3 separate regions of the Homo sapiens genome follow, and all the other regions are linked to region 3. A link is an interaction called in ENCODE POLR2A ChIA-PET data of the cell type or tissue named here. Cell type or tissue: HepG2. All regions are shown on one strand. Region 1 holds the start of ZFY (zinc finger protein Y-linked). Region 2 overlaps LINC00278 (long intergenic non-protein coding RNA 278). Region 3 has its middle 6.1 kb from the start of SRY.

Region 1 (2,500 bases), 150 kb after region 3:
AGGGCGGGGGTCTAAGGGCCTGCAACAATGAGATCTGTCGCCTTGGCTAGGACTGGCGCCGAGAGGCGATAGGTCTCGGGAGAGCCTGGCGCAGGGTGTGGGAGATTAGGAATCCCAGGTCCACCGGAGATGGCAGGGGGTGGCCTGGCCCGGTGCGGGGCCGCTTGCCTGCACGCAACCAACTAAGGCGGTGGTGCGCAAGTAGTGGTGACGGCGGGCGCGCGGAGAAAAGGAACGTTGTGACGGAAACTCCAGCTGCCGGAGACCCCACCGCAGTGAGGTCACTGGACTCCCCGGACTCGGGGCGTGACCGGCGCCGACCCGGGGCGCCGAGAGGCCCACCGGGCGGAGGGGGCCCAACTACCATCCCGCATTTTCCTGGGTCTCTCTCCCGGGCGGTGACGTGACGTGCTGACGGCGGGCCCGTGCCGGGGAGCTGGGCCGCTTTTTGTCAGCTCCGAACTCGGCCCCTCCTCCCTCCCTCCGCCCGCCCTACCAGCCGGAGCCCGGCCCAGTGCTCCAGAGAAAGGCCGTCCTGCAGCACCCGCCGCTGTCGCCGACCGCCCGCACATCCGTCGGGTGAGTCCCGCGTGCCCCCGCGGCCGCGGGGCCTAGTGCGCGCGCAGTAACCTGTTTGTGGCCTGGTCGGCGTCCCGTAGGGCGCCCTCCCGCGCTAGGCCGGCCGGCGTGGCGCTCGGCGCCGAACAGGCCCCGAGGAGGCCGCAGTTAGGCCTAGTGATTATCCAGTTGCCCTGAGCGGCTGCGGAGGTGCGCTCCATAAGCGGGCAGGGTGGGAAAAGTTCGCCCGTTTGTCCGGAAGGCAGTTGATGGACCTGGGGTCGACACCACTGCGGACGCAGGGCACGGCACGGGGGCGAGAAGGCGAAGGCTGCAGGCGTGAGGTGAAGGCCGGAGGCCTGCTGGGCCTATTTTCGCTATGTAAATGTCCGCGAAGGGGAGGAGGGACGGGGGGGCAAGATGGCGGCTGCTAGGCGCCTGCTGCTGGGGAGTATTGAGAGTGTTGTCGGGAGGCGGAGCCGCCATCTTGAAGGCGGTATCTGGAAAAAAAATTCGGTTATGATCCTTGAGGCGGGGATGGGGAAAAGGACGGCGGCGGCGGCGGCAGCGCAGCCTCCGGCGCGACGGCGTGTCTGCGCAACAGGGCGTGCTCGTTCCCTTGGCGGCCCTTGCCTTTGTCGCCATATGCGCGCGTACGTTCCAGACGCCTGCGGCAGCGCCACCTTTCGGCCTTCCCCTCACAGCCCATCCTTGGCTGGGTGCAGTGTCGGCTACGCTTTAGGTGACATGCCGCAGGCGTCCGTTCGGGCGCCGGGGTCATTTCGCCCCTCAGCGCTCCCGGCTCTGTGCCCTTCCGAGAGTCTACAGCCACCCGTTTCAGCAGGTGGCAATTCGGGCATCTAGGCTCACGAGAGCACATAAATTCCAGAAAATTTTATTTTCCCCTAATTAAAGTCATTATGTGGCTGTTCGGGGACCTTCGATGCGCTTATTTTTCAACCATCATTGCCTCTTCGAGGATCTGCAAAATAGAACTGGAATTTATTATGAAAAAGTTATTAGGCACTCGTCCAATAGACAGTACAGTACAAATTATACAGCACGAGGGCAGAGGAATAAAATTTCCCCAAGGCGACTTTTCCCATTTATGTGGAAACACTTTTTTGATGAGCTGTATTTAAACGAGCGAGCTTTTTTTTAGTCCGTGTACTTTTTTTGAGTAAGAGATGGAAAATAGGCAGAAGAGGTATTTTTCTTTTTGAAAGACAATTCATGCATTACTTGTAGGTTCATATACCCATGATGACATTGAGATTTTATTTGAAATTTCTTATACAGTTTCATCTTCAAAATACTTTTGTTAGCATTTTGTACAACTTTGCTGGAAAATTGGAGCACAGTAATGTGAGCGTTGGACAGTGCTAGGTGCTAAGAAAGATTTAAAAGGCTCTTAATGCAGAACGTGACTGCAAAAAGTTTGCTGCGGGCATTTCACAGGAAGGCGAGGTTTCAGTTTGCAAAATTGGGAATCCTGAAGTAGATGGGGTTTAGCTAGGGTGAGGAATGGGAGTAGGAGAGGTCATTACAAGAATGAAATGTCTGTAGAAGATGCAAATATTTACGGTTTTGCTGGAGTGGATAATATAGATAGGAAAGGGATTCAAATTTAGGCTGTAAAAAGTAGATTTTGAAATACATTGGTGGCACACCTCAGTTTATGCTGAGCTCTGGCTGCAGCTGTTACAAAAGTTTAAAGGTTGAGAAGGATTGAGAGCTAGTATAAATTGATAAGTGTTTTCGTTACTGGATGGATGATCAAGAAGGTAGCTGTTTTTTGGCCAGGTGCGGTGACTCACGCCTGTAATCCCACCACTTTGGGAGGCCGAAGTGCGCGGATCACCCGAGGTCAGGAGTTCGAATCCAGCTCGAGACCAGCTGGAGACCGACATAGCGAAACCCCGTCTCTACTAAAAATACAAAA
Region 2 (2,500 bases), 220 kb after region 3:
GTGAATTGTGCTGTAAATGGGAGGAAATGGGAGGGAAGTTGTTGAAACCCACCCCATTAGAATGCATGTTAAACAACTTTAAGAAAGATTATGTGGGGGATTATGGGATCAAGTTGACCCCCAGAGGTTGAGAACTGTCTGTGAAATAGAGTGGTCCTCTTTCAGTATTGGATGGCCGGCCGAAGGAACTATAGATGGGGAAATAATTGGCTGTGTATTTAAGGTGGTGACTGAGGTCGGAGGACAGCCTGGACTTCCAGGCCAATTTCCTTATATTGACTCACGGCTGAATATAATTCAAACTCGACCTGTATGGCTAGAGCCCTGCCTGGCAGCTTATTGCAGAACACTGGTAGCTCGAGCTGAGCCAAAAGTGAAAGAGAATTCAGCTTTACTGTCAGCTACAAACAGAAAGGAAAAACCACAAGAAAAACCAGTTTTGCAGGAACCACCAGCGGAAATAGAAACCCCTCTCCCCTATGCACCAATCTATCCACCTTTACCAAGCCTGGCCCAATAGCAGCCAGACTCAGATGATGATACACCTCAGGCTAACCCCAAAGTGTGAAATCTGAGCCCTTGCCCCAGGAGGTCAAGGAGGAAGGTCAAAATGATCAAGCAGGCCGCCTTTAATCTGGCTGCAAGAGCTTTGCAGATGCCTCTCTGAGAAACTTGGGGACCCATGTATTATGATGAACAGGGCCAGGTCCAAGGGTGGGCAACCAACTTTCATTTATCACCCTTTTTCAACTATTGATCTCCTAAACTGGAAACACCATACTCCCTCCTACATGGAGAAGCCCCAAGCTCTCACAAAATCTGATGCAGTCTATTTTTGAGACACACAATCCAACTTGGCCAGACTGCAAACAGCTTTTCCTGATGCTGTTCAACACCAAGGAATGCTGAAGGGTGACCTAGGTAGCCCACCAGTGGCTAGAAAACAATGCACTGGAAGGCACCCTTAATGTCCTGGCATATGCACAGGGCCAGTTCCCAGAAGCAGACCCGCACTGGGACCCAAACAAGGAAGCCCAACTACAGCAACTGCAGAGGTACCAAGAGGCACTCCTGCAAGTTTTGAGAAAAGGAGAGAAAAAGGCATTCAATATGGGAAACATTTCAGAGGTGCTTCAGAGAGCAGATGAAAGCTGTAGCCAGTTTTATGAGAGACTCTATGAGGCCTTCCAGCTTTGCAGTCCATTTGACCCTGAGGCTACTGAGAACCAGTGCATGGTAAACGCAGTGTTTGTAGGGCAAACCCAGGGAGACATCAGGCGAAAGCTGCAAAAGCTAGAGTGTTTCACTGGCATGAATGTCACTCAGGTTTTAGAAGTGGCCACCAAGGTGTACACTAACTGTGAGGAGGAGACTCAGGGAAAAGGCCAATTTGCTGGTGGCAGCACTTATGGAAAGGGGGGCGAATGTCCCAAGACGAAGTGGATGTAGGTGCGGACAAGGAAGAGGTCAAATCAGGCAAAGACCCGAGGATCAGGCAGCACTAGATAGGGACCAGTGTGTGGGGTGCAAGAAGAAAGGACACTGGAAGAATGAATGTCCAGAGGGTGATGAGGGAGAGGTGGAAGTAGGGGCCTAAGGGGCCATAACTTTAAGCCTGCCACCATCCTGAATATATGGTGTTAACTCTTGATGTCCCACAGGTGGAAGAATGGAGGCTGTATGCAGAAGGGTTGTCAAAGCTGGGGCTAGATGAGCTGTATGGGTGCCTAGTAAAATTCGTAGAGTGTGGGCTGAAGATAATGCCCCTACCCTCGCTGTGAACCAGATACAAAAGATAGTAGAACTAAAATCAGGAGAAACACTGGTTCGGTTTCGTTATTACCCACTTCCCTGAGAAGCAATACATGGCATTCAAGGGCATTTGAAGTGGCAATTAGAACACAGGATCTTGGCCCGATGACAGTCACTGTAGAACACTCTCCTTTTGCCAGTGCAGAAACTGGGGACTAATGAATATAGACTGGTGCAGGACCTACCTGTTGCAAACCAAGCCCCTGAGGATTCAGGAAGTGGAAGCTACACATAGCTTACTGGCTGCAAAGCTAAGGAAAAGTGGAGCACATGAACTGGACACTCCAGCAGCTATTAAAGAAATATTGCCAAGAAACACATCTAAGATGGGATCAGATCCTGCCCATGGTCCTCCTCTGAATCAGGTGCACTTGCACCAAACTGGGTATTCGCCCTATGAGATCTTGTTCGGCCGGCCACTCCCAATCATAGGTCAAATTAAGGGTGATCTCTGTGAGCTAGGAGAATTGTCCTTAAGAAGGCAAATGCAGGCCTTAGGGAAAGCCATGCAAGAAGTCCATGGCTGGGTATGGGAAAGAACAGCCATAGGACTAACAAGATCAGGGAGAAGAAAAACAAGTTCTTTTCAATCTCTCCCTGAAATTCTCTCCCCATGCCATCATTCTTTGTTCTGCTTGTATAACTATTTTTGTAACTACTTCTGCAAGTTTGCAAGGATTTTGTAAGG
Region 3 (2,500 bases):
GCAATTGACCAGCTGATGTGTGTTAGAAATGCTCAGGGTCACACATATTCATTGAAAGCCAATTTAAGCCACTATTTAAATTTAAACCGATTTAAACAATTGGGCTTTTTTTTTTTTTTCTAAAAAAAAAAAAAAGTCAATTAGGCCAGGCGAGGTGGCTCACACCTGTCATCCCGGCACTTTGGGAGGCCGAGGTGGGTGGATCACAAGGTCAGGAGTTTGAGACCAGCCTGGCCAACATGGTGAAACCCTGTTTCTACTAAAAATACAAAAGTTAGCTGGGCATGGTGGTGTGTGCCTGAGGCTGTGAGACTGAGGCAGGAGAATCACTTGAACCCAGGAGGCGGAGGTTGCAGGGAGCGGAGATCATGCCACTGCACTCCAGCTTGGGCGACAGACCAAGACTCTGTCTCAAAAAAAAAAAAGAAGAAGTATATTGGTTCCGTCTGGAAAGGTGGAGCACTTGAAGCAAAGGCAGGAAGACTGGAAGCAGGGAGAGGGTTTTCAGGTCACAAACAGGTGAGAGACAAAACAGTTGCCTTCTTTTGAGTTTCTGATTAGCCTTTCCAAAGGAGGCGATCAGATACGAATCTGCCTCAGGGAGCAGAGGGGGGACTTTGAATAGAATGGGAGGCAGGTTGGCCCTAAGCAGTTCCCAGCTGGACTTTTCCCTTTAGCTTAGTGACTTGGGGGTCCCGAGATTTATGTTCCCTTCACAGTGTATGAGTGAGAGCACTTGGAAACTGAGAGTGGAAGTGTCGCAGGCCAGGTCTCACTAACACAGGCCCCCACAACACCTGTTTCAGTATTGACTGAGTGGTTAAATATTAAAAGCCAGTGCTGTTATACAAAGGCTGGAATGTAACAAAAGCCCACCGAGAGTTTTTCCCAGGACTTTCCCGGGCCTTAAAGCATGACAAAATAATGAATGAATTCTTAACAGGACCCATTTAGGATTAAACAAGTTTTACTGGGGGTCTGCAGAAACTCCCCAGGCCTCCACAAACAAGTTTATTGGGGCTTTGAAGGAACTCTGCAAACCTCCTGGATTTAGCAGGAGACAACATGAGGGTAATCACCCCGGCACCTGGACCCATTAGATTAAGTCAATTTACTGAGGCTCCTGAGGAAGATCCTCAGGACTCAGACCTTAGTTATAGATTAAAAGAAGTTAAGGCCGGGCGCGGTGGCTCACGCCTGTAATCCCAGCACTTTGGGAGGCCAAGATGGGCGGATCACGAGGTCAGGAGATCGAGACCATCTTGGCTAACACCGCGAAACCCCGTCTCTACTAAAAATACAAAAAAATCAGCCGGGCGTAGTGGCGGGCGCCTATAGTGCCAGCTACGCCGGAGGCTGAGGCAGGAGAGTGGCGTGAACCCGGGAGGCGGCGCTTGCAGTGAGCTGAGATTGCGCCACTGCACTCCAGCCTGGGCGACAGAGCGAGACTCCGCCTCAAAAAAAAAAAAAAAAAAAAAAAAGTTAATCATTTATGTCGTTACATAAATGGGCACTTACACATAGACGTATAGCTCAGAAGGTATATAAGCTCTATAAAACTTTATCATTTTGAGTGGGTCTGGTAATATTATCTACATGCCTTCTCCCTGTAACCACTTGTAGAAATAAAAACTCTCTTCCTTCTCAGTTCATCTGCATCTCATTATTGGGCCACAAAAAAATAGCAGCCTGACCCTCAATTTGCTCAGGAAAGACAAGGGGACTTGGGAACACTCCTTACACTTCAAAGAGAAGGCTCAAGGCCATTAAGAAAGACCTGTTGGGGTGCCATCCTTCCATCTGGCTTAGTTAGTTCTTAAAAAGATTTACATATACCTCAAAAAACAGAGGGGAAAATACTAGTTTTCTAAAGGTAGTACTCTAATGAAAAGTAGGAGGAAGGATTACTTTCTTACCTGACAACAAGGAAAACTCAAATTACATAGATTTTAGACTTACAAAAATTTTCTGGACAGATATGAAGAACATTATTAAACTAACAAACAGCAATCCAGAACTTTTTTTGTTGTTGTTTTTGCTAAACGTATTTGTAGTTCTGTTAATTTCCTTACTGTAATCTACCAACTTTATGTGATCTCTGTCTAAAAAGCAGAACTTTCTGGTCATTTCTAAAGAGCATAGAGATTTTAAGGAACATCAGCAATATTCAAATTTAAGAAAACTGATTATAACTTAGAAATTCTGAGGAAGAAGAGTAATGAGGGGTAACTTGTTCTAGCAGAAAATCAAGTATATTTTTATAACCACTTTAATTATTTTAACTACATACCTTCATTCTGTGGTTAAAATTTAAGACACTAACAGTTCCAAATTTTGGTGAGCATGTATAGCAACGGAAAGCTCAGACATTGCTGTGGCAGTGTGAAATAGCACAAAAACCCTGGAAAATTCTTGGAAAGGTACACACAAAATTAACTGAGCTGAAAATTTCACTCCTAGATGTTGGCCCAGGTACATTAAAAACAGATGTCCACTTAGA

What was found. ChIA-PET counts read pairs that join two places held together with the same protein. Peaks named below come from ENCODE experiments on the same cell type or tissue, not always from the same donor. Only the 100,000 strongest peaks of a DNase experiment are listed, where the experiment ranks them.
Region 1: POLR2A ChIA-PET joins it to region 3 with 6 read pairs; 1 of 35 experiments calls an interaction of 5 or more read pairs at or near these places.
Region 2: POLR2A ChIA-PET joins it to region 3 with 8 read pairs; 1 of 35 experiments calls an interaction of 5 or more read pairs at or near these places.

What each region holds. Positions count from the first base shown.
Region 1 is chrY:2,934,868-2,937,367 of GRCh38, forward strand. It overlaps ZFY (zinc finger protein Y-linked), which reads left to right and starts at 514. Exons shown (of 8, transcript NM_003411.4): 1 at 514-902. In HepG2, no CTCF peak of the experiment used is centred here; DNase peaks (open chromatin) are centred at 304 and 1,134; H3K4me3 peaks cover 2,500 bases.
Region 2 is chrY:3,003,643-3,006,142 of GRCh38, forward strand. All of the region lies in intron 1 of LINC00278 (long intergenic non-protein coding RNA 278), which reads left to right. Among named protein-coding and RNA genes, the nearest start is that of LINC00278, 1.9 kb to the left of the region's middle. In HepG2, no CTCF peak of the experiment used is centred here; no DNase peak of the experiment used is centred here; H3K4me3 peaks cover 699 bases.
Region 3 is chrY:2,780,305-2,782,804 of GRCh38, forward strand. No RefSeq gene overlaps it. Among named protein-coding and RNA genes, the nearest start is that of SRY, 6.1 kb to the right of the region's middle. In HepG2, no CTCF peak of the experiment used is centred here; a DNase peak (open chromatin) is centred at 1,460.